Regions from separate parts of the Homo sapiens genome. Here region 2 is linked to region 1. Evidence: read pairs that join two places in POLR2A ChIA-PET (ENCODE). Cell type or tissue: PC-9. All regions are shown on one strand. Each heading gives the region's core, and the rest is flanking DNA. Links, peaks and the distances in the headings are about the cores only.

What was found. ChIA-PET counts read pairs that join two places held together with the same protein. Peaks named below come from ENCODE experiments on the same cell type or tissue, not always from the same donor. Only the 100,000 strongest peaks of a DNase experiment are listed, where the experiment ranks them.
Region 2: POLR2A ChIA-PET joins it to region 1 with 5 read pairs; 2 of 35 experiments call an interaction of 5 or more read pairs at or near these places.

What each region holds. Positions count from the first base shown.
Region 1 is chr4:121,608,421-121,616,145 of GRCh38, reverse strand. No RefSeq gene overlaps it. Among named protein-coding and RNA genes, the nearest start is that of ANXA5, 85 kb to the left of the region's middle. In PC-9, for the core only: no CTCF peak of the experiment used is centred there; no DNase peak of the experiment used is centred there.
Region 2 is chr4:121,708,599-121,716,323 of GRCh38, reverse strand. No RefSeq gene overlaps it. Among named protein-coding and RNA genes, the nearest start is that of ANXA5, 15 kb to the right of the region's middle. RefSeq lists enhancers at 3,128-4,327, 4,328-4,607, 4,271-4,774. In PC-9, for the core only: no CTCF peak of the experiment used is centred there; DNase peaks (open chromatin) are centred at 4,563 and 6,173; H3K4me3 peaks cover 1,108 bases; H3K27ac peaks cover 2,332 bases.

The DNA.
Region 1 (7,725 bases), core at 898-5,897:
CACCCATGAAGCTCCAATTATACCCTTACAGTGACTGCCTCCTCATGGGTAACTGTTAGTCTAACTTCTAATGCTATAGTTTAGCTCTGTACATATTTGAACTTTTTATAAATGGAATCATCATGGTAGGTATTATTTTGGGTGTGGCTTTTCTTGCTTAACATTATGTTTGTGACATCTGACCATATCATGGAATTGTAATTTGTTCATTTTCATTGCTGTGCAGTTTTCCACTGGATAAACCCACAATTTACTTATGCATTATACCATAGATAGTTCAGCTGTTTTCATTTATTTGTCAATTAAAAATGGTACCAAACTATTGGTAGATTGATTAAAAAAATTATTTTGTAGTGATGGGGCCTCACTATATTGCCCAGTCTGGTCTCGAACTGGCCTCAAGTGATCCTCTTGCCTCAGCTTTCCAAAGTGCTGGGCTTATAGGTGTGAGCCACTGTGCTCAGCCTGGTAGTTTAATTTTTAAAATAATTTTTTAATAGAGACAAGATCTTACTATATTATCCAGGCTGGTAGTTTGATTTTAACAGTATTCCAGTTTCTGTCTGGTTGCCTTTCATGTGAAAGTGCTAATTGCAATGTTCTATGTCACAATAACAAATGAGAGGAACAGTGAGTTTGTAGTATTTGGCAGTACTAGGTGGCAAAAATCTCCCTTCCTCTACCCCAAATTTGTATACTAATTTAAGCATTGCCAACCTTAGCCTATATTTATAAAGAGAGAAATGATCAAATCATGGGGGTTACTTCCACTTTGTAAATTAGGGTAAAGACTGTGTTATCCATGTAATGCTATTTGATAATCTACCCCAGGAATATCCACTAAGACCTCCTTGTAAACTACCATCCTTAGGGGGTCCTAAGGATAGTTGGCTTAGAATGGTTGAAGAGAAACACCTTTTGAGATGGATGTGTACTGGGAGAGTGTTGTGGCATCATACATAATTTTGCTCAATGAGCGAATTATTTTCTGCATAGATTGAAAACTTCCACACTACTGTTAAGAAATGTTTAAAACAAGTCTCTTTTTCTTTTTCTTTTTTATTTTTTTGAGATGGAGTCTCGCTCTGTTGCCCAGGCTGAAGTGCAGTGGCACGATCTCTGCTCACTGCAAGCTCTGCCTCCTGGGTTCACGCCATTCTCCTGCCTCGGCCTCCTGAGTAGCTGGGACTACAGGCGCCCACCACCACGCCCGGCTAATTTTTTGTATTTTTTTTAGTAGAGACAGGGTTTCACCGTGTTAGCCAGGATGGTCTCGATCTCCTGACCTCGTGATCCGCCCACCTCGGCCTCCCAAAGTGCTGGGATTACAGGCGTGAGCCACTGCGCCCGACCAACAAGTCTTTTCTTAGTGACAGGGATTATGCAGGAGAATTATGGATTTCCCAGGATCATGCTGGGAGAAGGAGTGCAGATGCAGGACAGGTTTAGAGAAGATTCTGAAAGCAGTAGTAATGTGGGAAGCAAGAAGCGTTTATTTTTCAGAATGTGTGGATGAAAGAGAGTCTGTTTTGTTTACTGGTTTATTCCCATTGCCTAAACCAGGGCCAGGCATATACGTAGGTATTAAATACCTCTGAATGTGGACATAGAAGCAGAGGCCTCTGCAGAAAATCAACTAATAAATGCTGGCTACCTGAATACTTTGCATATGGGCATAAGCAAAGACTAAAACTGTAATTATAGAGGCCCTGGAGCAAGAAATAGCTGAACTTAGTGGAGACCACAGGGTCCACAGAGTGAAGATAAGTATTCCCCTAGTCTTGCTGATTAAGGATCCTTATCAGTCTAGAGTGAAGAGAAACAGACCTTCACACAGTTCTCCTTTCTGGCTTACTACTGTTCACTGATAGAACTGGTGCCATTACATCTGTTAGCAACATAACTGAGTCTGGAATCACAAAACAGCACAGTCTTCATATTTTGTCTTGTGTTTGAGGTGACAGGGACTGCAAAGTCTGTAGCAGCTCAGGAAATCTCTGTGCTCATAAACAAGTGATATAGCCCTTTATATGCAAATTTGGCATTTTCTTATAATTAAAACTTGCAATATAACTTTGCAGAAGGGATGCTCTTATGGCATTTCAGATGTTCATCTGAAACAATAAAGGAAATTAGGAGAGTTTTAAAGAAATAGGTATCTATAAATTGGCACAGTATGAAGAGTAAAATAACCAAGAGGTTGGCTGGTTGTGTGTTGGGAAGGCTTGTTTTTATGTATTTGGGGCAGGTGATGGAATTAAGGGTGAGTGGTTCTTGAATGTGTCAATGAATGAGGCAGAAAGTGGGAGAATCAGGCTTCAAGATATGCATATAACTCCAGAGAATTAGAGGAGGGAACTGAAAATATTATTTTTTGGTATGTGATTCTGCAAATATATTGCTCATAATAGACTGCAGGCACAGGAGACAGAATGTCAGAATATTCTGCAATAGGAACCTTGTACTTGTTTTTCTTCCCTTGAGAAGTGCTACCTCACTTGAATTGGCAGGACTTTAATGAAATGGCAGAGTGTAACTCTTCAGATTCGAATTTGGCCTGCACTGTGTAGACAGTGTGCTAGAGCTCACATGCACATGAAACACTTTGTATGGAGAGGTTGAGAATTAATGTTTTCTTAGGGGTTGAGTTTTCAGGGATTACTATCCCTTTGAAAATACTCCACAATGAAGGCTGGGCATGGTGGCTCATGCCTGTAAATAATCCTAGCACTTTGGGAGGCCAAGGCGGGTGGATCATGAGGTCAGGAGTTCAAGACCAGCCTGACCTGACCAAGATGGTGAAACCTGTCTCTACTAAAAATACAAAAAAATTAGCTGGGTGTGGTGGCAGGCACCTGTAATCCCAGCTACTCGGAAGGCTAAGGCAGATAATTGCTTGAACCTGGGAGGTGGGGGCTGCAGTGAGCCGAGATCACGGCACTGCACTCCAGCCTGGGCGACACAGCGAGACTCCGTCTCAAAAAAAAAAAAAAAAAGAAAAACTTCACAATGATTGGTAAGCTATAATTTAGGGGCCACAGAAATGATCGATCCAATAGTGCTCCAAGGTATATGAAACTGTAACTTTATTTTAAAGGAAGGGAGGACTTGGAGGCTTAAAATAGGTATCAGCTGAAATTCCAGCAGCACAAATGTGCCAGGACAAATCAATTATTGGAAATGATTTATTCAGTCAACTTTTACTGGACAGAATTATTCTCATTTCAATAGTCTATTTTCTGCTCCCTTCAAAGAACTCTCCCCCGCACCTTCTTTCCCACCCCTCATCTTCTCTGACTTCTGATGAGGTGCTGTCAGAGGGGCCTGGCAGTGGGAGTAAGCTAATTACACCACCCAGTGCCATACTCCGATTATGAATTTTCAGGTTAGAGATTCATCTGCAAACTGAAGCTTTTTCCTTCAGCCCTCTGATATTAAATTAGGGCAAGGCTTTTTAAACAAAATTAATTATTTAACCAATTTTTAACATATGGAGTCTTAATATGTTGCCCCAGCTGGTCTCAAACTCCTGGGCTCAAGCAATCCTCCCACTTCAGCCCCCTGAGCTGGAACTACAGGTGTGCACCAATGAGCCTGGCTAAGGTGGGTTTTTAAAGAACAATTAGTTTGGAGAATGAAGGTACAATTTGTGGATTTCTCATGCCCATATTTTTCATCCATTATTTCATTATTTCATCCATTTTGTGATTTCCTTTTGGCCTTTTCTCCTCGTATTTAACACTTCTTACAGAGGTAATCTGGGGAGGGAAAAGGAGGTGAAACTTGTATCATTTCATTACTCACACATGTTAAGTATTCGGGGATGTGATTAGGGTTGGAAGAAGGCAGTTTGTTTACTACTTAAATGATTTTATATTTTATAAATGATACTACATTTTGATTATTTACAGGCTATGGTATTCATACTATCTTTGTTCTTATGATATCACATAATAACAAATGTACTGATTTGTCCAGTGTTCCATGAGAACTGGGGCAAGACGCAGCCGGCTTGGAAGCTGTAATGGAATCTGACTTTGAAAGTCATTTTATCTGAGATTCTTATTATTATTCTTATGGCTCCTCAGCATATGGTCTATTCTTTTTCAAAAAGTGAATGGATTTTATAACTTAGAGCAGCTTCGGGTCATAGAAAAATTTAAGAGAAAATACAGATAGTTCCCAAATACTTCCTTTATTTCCTCCCAGTTTCCCCAATTATTAACATTTTGCATTAGTGTGGTACATTTGTTACAATTGATGAACCAATATTGAAATATTATTAACTAAAGTCCAGAGTTTATATCACGGTCTACTCCTTATGTTGTACAGTTGGGTTGTGACAAATGTATAGTGTTATGTATCCACCATTACAGCATTGTACAGGATAGTTTCACCACCCCTCAAAATTCTCCGTGCTTCATCTATTCATCCCTTCCCTATTCTCCCTCACTCCCCCAAACCTCTGTCAACCATGGATCTTTTCAGTGTCTAATTTTCCCTTTTCCAGAATGTCACATAATTGGAATCATATGGGATGTAGCCTTTTCAGACTGGCTGTGTCGCTTAATAATGTGTGTTTAAGGGTCCTCCATGTTTTTTCATGGCTTGATGGCCCATTTCTTTTTACTACTGCATAATATTCTGTTGTATCAATGTACCATTCTGTTGAATGAATGTTCATCCATTCACCTATTGAAGGGCATTTTGATTGCTTCAAATTTTTGGCTATCCTGTTCTTTTGATGCCAGTACCTACACTCTGCCTGTGCCAGTGATAGGCTGAAAAATGTTCCCCCAAAAGTAGCAAGGTCCTAATCCCTAGAACCTGTGACTGTTCCTTGGTATAGCAAAAAAAGTTTGCAGATGGGACTAAATTAAAGATGTTGAGATGGCAGATTATCTTGGATTATCCTAGATGAAACCATATCTATCCTTCTAAGAGGGAGGCCTAGTCCCTGCCTATACTTTGATTTCAGCCCAGTGAAACTGATGTTGAACTCTGGCCTCTAGAACTGTGAAAGAATACATTTTTGTTGCTTTAAGCCACCTGATTTGCAGTGATTTGTTATAGCAGCCATAGGAAACTAATACTCTGCCTCTGTCCCATTGGAATCAGTGTGGCGGATGTCACTCAGAGTACCCAGTGGAGTCGTTGGATGCCCCCTTTCCATCCCTGCTGTTGAAAAGGAATTTTGTGAGCAGGGGAAAGGGTGTAAGGGCACTGGAGTTCATTCTAGCAGAAGAGACTGTCAGTTCTTTCCTGCTACTGTGTTGAACTGCCTACTTTCTATTTCTTTCTGAGACTGATTCTTTAACTTTTGCCTTAATCCTGAGCATATCCATATCCTCATAATAAATTCACTTATTACTTAATGTAGTCAGAGTTTTTGTTTGTTTATACCCTGGTTATTCTATATAGTTACATAGAAATATTGTTCTTTATTTCCTTGTTGGGGTGAGTTACTGTCTAATGTTACTCTTGGTTCAACTTTCAAATTTCAAAATGAGGTTTTAGCTGTTGCAACTGAGTTGCTTTCATAAGGCAGGTGAGAAGCCCTAGAGCAATCTTTTCACATAAGGATATGTAAGGGCTTCTGGAATGAAAGATCTTGGTAAAATGAATTTTTGTTTGTTTGCAATGTAAGAAATATGTGTAGGATTTTTGTCTTTAAAAATAACACAGGCTTTATTAAAAAATAGAGCTGCAAAAGGGAAAAGATGAAATGTGGAATACACATTACAAAATCATAGATTATTTATCAACTTTAGATCATAAGAGTATCTCTATTGAGAAGCAATAATAGCACACAGAACTAAGTTTGCCTTATTTTTTCTAAGGTTCATTTTAATAAATAGCAGTCTATGACAGTTTCCTGAGCATTGATGGAACAGAGACTTAGGACACAGCCTCGGCACAATGCATTCAATGGATGCTGTTATCTATTTAATTAATGGTTGAATGAACACACATGAATCGAATGAGTAGGCACAAAGGTGAAAGCTTCGCTTATTTAGAATGGAATCATTCCTAAGAGCTCTTCTGACAAACTCTTGTAGGAAAGTTGTGAGTCACTGTTATCATATTTTATTGATCTGAAAGGTGGTAGAAAAGATCAAGGAGAGAAAATAAGTAGAAAATCATTTTCAGCCTCATCTCATAAAAGGCAAAGCAGTAGGATGAAAATTTTCCCCTTTGTACCGCCGTAAAGCAATGATGACCTGCTTATGTAATCTACAAAGGAAATGCTTATTTATGTAACCTCTTAGCGATGCTGTTAATGTTTAGAAGGGCAAAAAGTACTGTCTATTATAAAAAAAACTCACTATTAAACATTGAGGCACATCTGAGAAAAGTAGGGAGTGGTGAAGTCATTTTTTCTTTTCTACAGTTGCACAGCCGTCTCGACATCAACTGCAGATGTCTTCTCTACCCTGCCTCCACCACTGGCCGTGAGTGTTTTCATCCACCTGCCCCTGCCCCTGCCCCTGCAAACACACACTCACACAGTCCTACTTTATTCTCTCAGGCTTTGGCTTGAGCCATCAGTTGTTAAATTTGGTTTTTGTTTTTTTTTTTCCCTGGAAGCACCTGGGATGAGGGTGGTTCAGATGTAGCAGGTAGGAAGAGAGACTAATGAAAAAGACGGTATCCTGATCTAACTTCTAGGTGACATATAATAAGAGCAGGCTGCTCCCTTGCTAAGGCTGGGCACCTCTTAGGGTATAATCCCAGTGTCTTATTATGTTGATAGTCTTGATCTTTCTTTGATTTTGAAAGGTCTCCTAAGCTTGCTCAATTTTTCTTATAGTGCATTATTATATTAAAAATAATGTCAGCTTTAAATCTTTGAGGTATTATGCTAAATAGAGTCTCTGCTGTTTTCTTTTGTCTTACACCCATTTATTGTTCTAGCAAAACAAGTTTTGTTAGAGAGTAGAGGTACAGATGTGGTATGATTTGGGACATGGCAAAAGGCCTGTTTACTTACAATATTTCTTGGCTTCAATACTTCCTGTTATTTTTCCATTAATCTTTTCTCTTAATGTTGTTTTAAATGAGATATGCATTTTAGGCTCTCAAGAACTGATTTACATGATTATTCCACTGCCAGAGAGGAAGGTCTTCTGGATATGAGACACAGGAGCGTTGTTTTAATAGAGAGAATGAAAATAGGGAAAGTTCAAGAACCTCAGAGTAGTGCACAGGAAAGCCATGTCCACGTGGGATTCCATAATTAGTTCTGGGGCAACCAAGGTACCACATGAGGCAGGGGCAAAAGGCGGCCAAAAGGAGATGGAGGGCCAGCTCTGCTTAAAAGTGGAGAGGCTGACAAGTTCCAGGGATCTGACAATTGCTCACAAACAAAGCTCTTCTTTACTAAAGTTGACTATTATTTTAACCTTTTTATTTGGAAATAATTTCAAACTTACAAATTGATACTATTTGAAGAAAGAATATATTTTGGCAAATTAGTGAAAGACTTAGGGAGTAGCAGGTTGTGGAAGCATAAAAATGAGTTGCTGTTGCTTATGTGGTTCCAGCACTGTGGAGGTGGTGGAAGGGGGTGCAGTATGGAGAGGGATCTACTTCCCATCATGCTTCTCTCTCTGTTTCCCTGGACTTCTCTCTTCTTCCTGTAATCTGTGCTCCTTCTCTCCCTTTCTTGCCTTCCTGCCTTCCCTCATCTTTTCCACACACCTCTCTATCTTCCCTCATATTCTT
Region 2 (7,725 bases), core at 1,600-6,599, 99 kb before region 1:
AGACACTGGTTAATATTAAAAAAATATCATTGTGCTATATGTGTATTCATTCAATAAAACCTTACTTATTGAGGTCCTAACATATGCCAGGCATTATGCTGGATGCTAGACTGCAATAATGATCTAGTTATGGTCTTCACCTCACCTCAGTTAGCTTCAAATCTAACAAGAAATACATACTGACAAAAAAAGAGGTGATTTCACGACTTCTGGCTAAACATGGCTGAGTGAACATATGTCCACTGACCCTCCTTCCCAGAATTACAGAAAAGGAACAATGAAGTACACAAAGCTATAAAGACAAAACTGAAATACTTACACAAAATACCTCTATGTAGACAAGATAGAAGCAGTAGAATTTTGGAAACTAGAAAGCAAATGGAGTAGTGGTAAAACTGACTCAACACACCAGAGAAAGCTGAGGTGAAGGCTGCTTTGAACTATGGAATCTCAGAACTACTTAGAAATATTAACATAAGGGGTACAGGTAGTCCTGAAAATGGGAAGATTAGTTGCAAGTCAGTAAAAGAAATGAATTGGCAGCCAAACTTACTTCTCAGGTGGGAGTCGTAGTTGAGTTCTCTGTGGGAAGCTAGCTGAAAACAAAAACTAAAACAAATAAACAAACAACAAACAATAAAACAACCTTGCCAAATCACCTTACAAGAATAAGTGTCAGTCTGTTCCTGTCACTTTTTTATTGCCTTGTTTTAAATATAAGCAGACAGCCAAGGATCACCAGACAATTAAGGAAGGCCTATGTCATAACAGAACTGAATCTTCAAGAAAATAGCAGCTACGTGTGGACCAGAAGAAAACATAAAAACAAACAAATGAACAAATGAACCAAAATTTCAGAAGAAAGTCTGGAAGGGAAATTGGGAAAAATCCAGAAAGTCAATCAAAAATAGAGAAATGAAAAATAGAAGAGAAAAGGAAAATAGTAGAGTTCAAGAAGCTCAACACCTAAATAAGCAGGAGTTCCAGAAAGAGAGATTATAAAAAGATAGGGTAGGATATTTTCACAGAAATAAGCAAAAACATTTTTCCTGAACAGAAGTCATGAGTTTATAGATGGAGAGAGCTCACTTTGTGCCCTGCATAATGCATAAAAAACAAAAACACACAAAGGCATGCCATGAGAAATTTCAGAACCTTGGAGATAAAGAAAAGAGCCTACAAGTACCCAGATATTCAAAAGACCCAGAAGTGGAAAGATACCAGACTTCTCACCTGCCACACGGGAAAGCTAGAAGCCAGTGCAGCCATATCTTTGAAATTCAGATGGAAAATGACTTCAAATCTTGATTCCTATTCCTTGCCAAATTTTCTAACACATATGAAGGCATATTAAAAATATTTCTGACATGCATGTTTTTTAAAAAAATTATGTCCTTTTTATTATTTTTCAGGAAAATATTAGAGCATGGATTCCACAAACTGAGGCAATAAACCAGGAAGAATACAACATAGGATCTAGGAAACAGGGAACTGTCCAGATACATTGACCGATTGTTGCAGTTTGCCTTAACCTTAGGGACTGCCAGATCTGGGTTATGAAATTGGCACAGTTCCTGGCAAATGGGAATAGCTTTGTCATCCTATGTCCACAATAACAATGATGGGAAGTCCCAACTGGAAAGCTGGTGGCCGATAATAGAACAACTCGACCAGAGAGGTTAAGAGAGTGCTTTTTTTAAATTTATTTTTTATTTTTTATTTTTCTTTAGATAGGGTCTTGTTTTGTTGCCCAGGCAGAAGTGCCATGATCACGGCTCACTGAAACCTCAACCTACCAGGCTCAAGTGATCTTCCCACATCAGCCTCTTGAGTAGCTGGGACTGTCAGTGCATGCCACCACACCCAGATCATTTTTTAATTTTTTTTGTAGAGACGGGGTCTTGCTATGTTGCCAAGGCTGGTCTTAAACTCCTGGGCTCAAGCAATTCTCCCCACTCTGCTTCCCAAAGTGCTGGGATAACAGGTGTGAGACACTGCACCAGGCCAGAGAATGCTTTAGAAGGGATGTCTCTAGAGGAAAATGCATACACACATATGTGTGTGCGCACGTATGTGTGTGTATTGCCTGTTGAATTTGAAGGCATTAAAGAAATTCTTCTTTTAAGGTTGTATTTAGAGGTAAGTAAGTTGTAGGTCTCCAGCACATGAAACCAATGAGAGTAGTGGAAATAAGGAAAAAAGTTATAGATGAAAGAGAGTGAAATCAGAGGACATTAACATGGATCTTCTGTGAATTATATTTATGTAATCATGGTGATGTAAGCACTGAATATTGCTCCAACCAGAAACTATAACTATTGAAATGATGGAGAGAGAGAAAGAGACAGACAGAGGAAAGCTAAATCATTATCTTTAATGGTATGGAGTCGATAGATAATATTCTAAAAAAGTCAACATAATCATGTTATTTAAAAATATAGAGGTCAAGTCCAGAAAAAATGGTTAAAAGAATTAAAAAATTTTTGCTTCTGGAGAATGGAAGTTAGTGGGGGTAAGACAAGAGACTTTTTTTTTTATTGCTAACATGGTAAAAAAAATTTTGACTTTTAAAATTATGAAATGAATATCTTTAATAGAGTAATATATTTTAAAAAGAAGTAATTACATTCTGCAACTCTTAACTTCATTTATGTAACATATTGATGTTCAGAGTTTTACATTTTAGTGTAGTCAAATTTATTAGTTTTTCTTTTACTTTTACAATTTGTTCTTGTAGTCTAAATTTCTTCATTAATGTGTCAAAACACAATGTAGAGTGACAAAAATAGCTAAAGAGCATGTATAGTGCATGCCATGTCTAATTGTATTAAATTTGAAATCAAGCAATACTATATTTGTATATGATTAGATATATAAGTAACAAATATATGTACAGGAATACCAATGCTAACATTCTGTGTCTTTAATATTTTATTCCTCTATTTTTAAAATTGGTTTCATTAACAAGGTATTTAATTGTAACAAGGTTTAATTGGTAGCAAAATACCTTTACATTTCTATAGTTTTAAATATTTCATAGTTAAAAAATTAATAGGCAACCATAATATCCTATGGCAAAGCTTAGAGGAAGGTACCATAGAAGGTATGTGGTGCTAGATAATCCATAGAAAAGTACCTAATCCAAATTAGGGGGGCTGGTAAGGAAAGGCTTCTGAACAAGGCAAAGACCTATAAGCTACAACCTGAGAGAAACATACTGGGACTGGGGGTGGGCCAGGATGTGGTGGAGATGAAATTCTCTAAGAAGGTAAGGGGAATTGATGTGTTAAAGTCGTCAGAATCAAAATGGAGTCACTTGTGCCAAACTCTAACAAATATGGCCAAGAGGCTGAGAAGGGAAGGTTCTCAGGCACACATGCTTATGATAAGAACGATTACAAAGACTTTCTGAAGGGGGTCTTATGCACGTATTCCTATAAAAAGGACTTTTTTTTAACTTTTTTTTTTAAGTTCAGGAGTGCATGTGAAGATCTGTTATATAGGTAAACTCATTCATGGCGGTTTGTTATACAGATTATCTCGTCACCCAGGTAGTAAGCCTAATACCCAATAGTTATTTTTTCTGATCCTCTTCCTCTTCCCGTCCTTTATCCTCAAGTAGGCTCCAGTGTCTGTTCCCTTCTTTGTGTCTGAGTTCTCATCATTTAGCTCCCAAACTTATAAGCGAGAACATGCAGTATTTGGTTTTCTGTTCCTGCATTAGTTTGCTAAGGATAATGGCCTCCATTTCCATCCGTGTTCCTGAAAAGGACATGATCTCATTCTGTTTTATTTTCCAAGGACTTCTCAAACTAGCTAGCCAGATGCACAAGAACACTTGCTGGACACTGTCTCCACTAATGAACTGGAATCAACTCCTGCCATAAGCCCCTGTAAGCAGTGTTCTCTTTGCCTCAAAACAAATTACGTCTACTTTTCTCTTTTGGTTTTATAAGCTTTCCCTCATTGTCTTTGGATGTACTTTTGGGCCCCACAGCTCGCATATCCCAGATTTGCAAATCCCCTGCACATTTCCAAACAAACTCAGTATCTCTGAAGGGACTCTCTCTGTGATGTAGGAGAAATGATAAAGGAGTCATAAACCATGATCCTGATGATGGACTTCATCCTGAGAAGAAGGTGAATCATAAAGATTGTTCAGCTGCAGGGCAAGAGCGATCCTAGAGACCAGGTGAGGAATCTGGTGTCTGTATTTCATTGGTAGATGCTCAAATTCTTTACAAAATGATTTCCTCCCCACATGATGCCTTCTGCCTCAGTGGCCCCACCGTTTTCACTTTTTCTGTTCTCCCCACATCGGGCCAGATAGCGATTCCTTCGTTCCCAGTTGCTGCCCTGTATTGTCATGCAGAGGCCCCTGGCCTTCCCCAGTCTTGTCTAAGGCTGCCAGTCGCTCCCCTTCTGTCCCAGCAGCAGCTTACATCTGTCCCTCCGGCAGCTGTGAGGCCTTGTCAATGTGGTTTTTTTTCCTCTGGCCTCCTTTCTTTGCCAAAATCTTCTTTCTGGCCCCCTGGGATTCCTGGACGCTGAGTCACCCGCGGACCGCTGTGACTCCCGCCCACTGCCGCTTACTCATCTCCTGGGCTCTGCCTTGCCGGCCGCCTCGCAGCCGGGAGGCCCAGACCCCGCACTGTGAGTGCGCTCCGTTCAGAGCAAAGGCTCAGGAGTGAGGCAAGCTGGATCGTGATTTTCCTACCAAATCCAGCTGGAGAGAGGACAGGGCTTGTGCTCAGAATCAGTGGGTATTTATCATGGCTCCAATAGCTGAGGTTTACTCTTCCCAAAGGTAGTTTCTGAAAAATATTTGGAAATACTGATTTTGTTTCACTTGTGTGATGGTGGAAGCTCTTTCTATTTGATGTTCTGAATGCCCTGTTTATGTCTTCTCAAAGAGTGTTTGCCTTTCAATAGGGAAACATGATTTGATTTTAGTATTACATACTATTTTTTCATGTTGTCTTTTTTAGATTAAGGTAAAATTTCCATGAGGTAAAATAAACATAAGTATTTATAATAAATATTTATTGAAATAATATATTTTACTTATACATACATAAATTTATTTATATTATACATACATAAATTTATTTATATTATACATACATAAATTTATTTATATTATACGTACATAAATTTATTGTTTATAAACAATAAATAATAAACATAATTTAATCAATAAGTTTAATTTAATTAATAAGCATGAATTAATGTTTAATTTAATTAATAAACATAAATTATAACAAACTGTAATTGATGAAATTTGACAAATACATACACTCATGTAACCATCATCCATATCAAGATATAGAACCTTTCCATTATCTCAGGAAGTTTTGTTGCTCCCCCTTTTAGTCAACCTCACCCTCAAAACTCCCCAAAGCCTTCCATCCCCCCAAAACAGCTAATTCTGATTTCTATTATCATAGCTTAGTTTTCCTGTTCTTGAAATTCGTGTAGATGGAATCAGACAGAATGGTTTTTCTTCTGTCCTGCTTCTTTTGCTGAACACGTTTTTGAGATTATTCCATGCTGTTGTGTTCTTTTTTTGCTGCTGGACATCATTCCATTATATAAATAAACCACAATGTATTTATTCTTCTTCGATGAACGTTTCAGTTGTTTCTACAAACAAATTTTTAAAATGAGTAAACTGTATAGAAAAGTTTAGAAGATTTTTACATAGTGGAGAGTTTTCTTCCTGAAATCAAAAATACATTCCTAGCAGATTATCTAAAAAATTGGAGTTAGATTCTCTGTTTACATCCTATAGACTCAAGATAAAAATCTGAAGGTCAAAGGAGACTATGTTTTAATGCTCTTTCAATCCCTATCCTGAGACTTTAAATAATAAGTAAAAATATTTTCTTCAGAACTCTTCCTTTGCATATTACTTTGCGAATATTGATTAGATAATTCACTCAAAACATTCCTTACTGTAATTATTTTTACTGTGTTTCAAAATGAAACAGAAATAAAAATAGGTCATGGGTTTTATTCAAAACCCAAGTGAAGCTTGAGTTAGGAACACTGAGCACCCTAAACTTGAAACTTGGGTCTAGAATATCAGTCATGTTGACCCCTGTAAGCAAACTTTGGATTAGTCATCTATTGTTCTGTAACAAATCATCTCAAATTTGGTGGTTTAAAACAGTAAACTTTTTTTTTTTTTTTTTTAATCTCACAATTTCTGTAGGACAGGAATTCAAGAGCAAACTAGCAGGTGGCTGTGGTCCTGGTTTTTCAGCTTGCCGTTAAGATATTGGGACACTTGGTCAAGGAGGAGCCTTATGAGAAAGAAAAAAATTAAGAGAAGATGGTTGCAGTAGGTTTTGAAGCAGGAGTAGGAGTTCACCAGGTGAACTAAGAGAATGTAGGAGTTGGGGAGAGGGTGTTGGAGCAGGCAGGGGAGATAGCAAATGCAACACCAGGAATTTTTTTTTTTTTTTAAGACAGAGTCTTGCCCTGTTGCCCAGGCTGGAGTGTAATGGCGTGATCTCGGCTCACTGCAACCTCTGCCTCCTGGGTTCAAGTGATTCTCCTGACCCAGTCTGTCAAGTAGGTGGGATTATAGGCACGCGCCCCCACGGCCAGCTAATTTTTTGTATCTTTAATAGAGATGGGGTTTCACCATGTTGGCCAGGCTGGTCTCGAACTCCTGACCTCGTAATCCACTCACCTCAGCCTCCCAAAGTGCTGGGATTACAGGCATGAGCCACTGTGACCGGCCAAAACCAGGGATTTTTATGTAGTTTCTCAGCAAGAAAGCAGAGGTAAAGTAAGTTTGGAGAGAGGGACATGGAAAAGTTCAGGAAGGTCATTGTATACCTTGCTAAAGAGTCTCGACTATTTTTCACAAGCAATCTGGATCTGCTAAAAATCTGTTAATTTGAAGTATGGAATGACATGTTCATATTTGCATTTAGAAAAAAGTAAATCTTAAAGCAATTTGGAAAGTAAATTAGAGAGAGAGGAGAAATTAAGAGCCCAGCAGAAAACTTGCAGGAAACTTACAATTGGGTAGGAGGAGGCTAATACAAGCTAAGAAAGGTGTTGTTAGAATCTACTTCTTTAGATGTGGTGATGGGAGAGGGAGAGGTGAAGAAAGATGAAGGATCCAGAATACTGCCAAGATTCTGGTACGGATGACTGATCAACAGTGATATCTTTAACCAGGACAGGAACTGCGGGGAAAAAGCTAGTCTTGGAGGAAAAATGATGAGTTAGATTTGGGCATGTTTGAGTTAGCTATGGGATATCTTGGTTGAGACATGAGTAGCAAGCAGGTAGATATATCAGCCTAGAGCTCAGGAGAGAGGTCTGAGCTGGAGATGCGGGTTTGGAAGTGTGGTTTGTTATGGTCAGGCCACTGCAGGCTGGGTGACATGGTTCTCAGATGCAGGTGATTTTGCTTAGCAGAGTACATTGGGCAATGTTGGGAGACACTGTTGTTTGTCACAACTGGAGAGGGAGGGTACTAATGGTGAATAGTGAGTAGAGGCTGAAGATGCTGCTAAACATCCTGCAATGGACAGGAAAGCTACCCTTACCCTACCCCCATTCCCCAACAAAGAATTATCCAGGTCAATATGTCAATAGTGCCATGGTTGAGAAACCCTGATTTACAGAGGCAGGAAATGCTTCATTTTACTTCATACTTCAAGTTAACAGATTTTTAGCAGATCCAGATTGCTGATGAAAAATTTT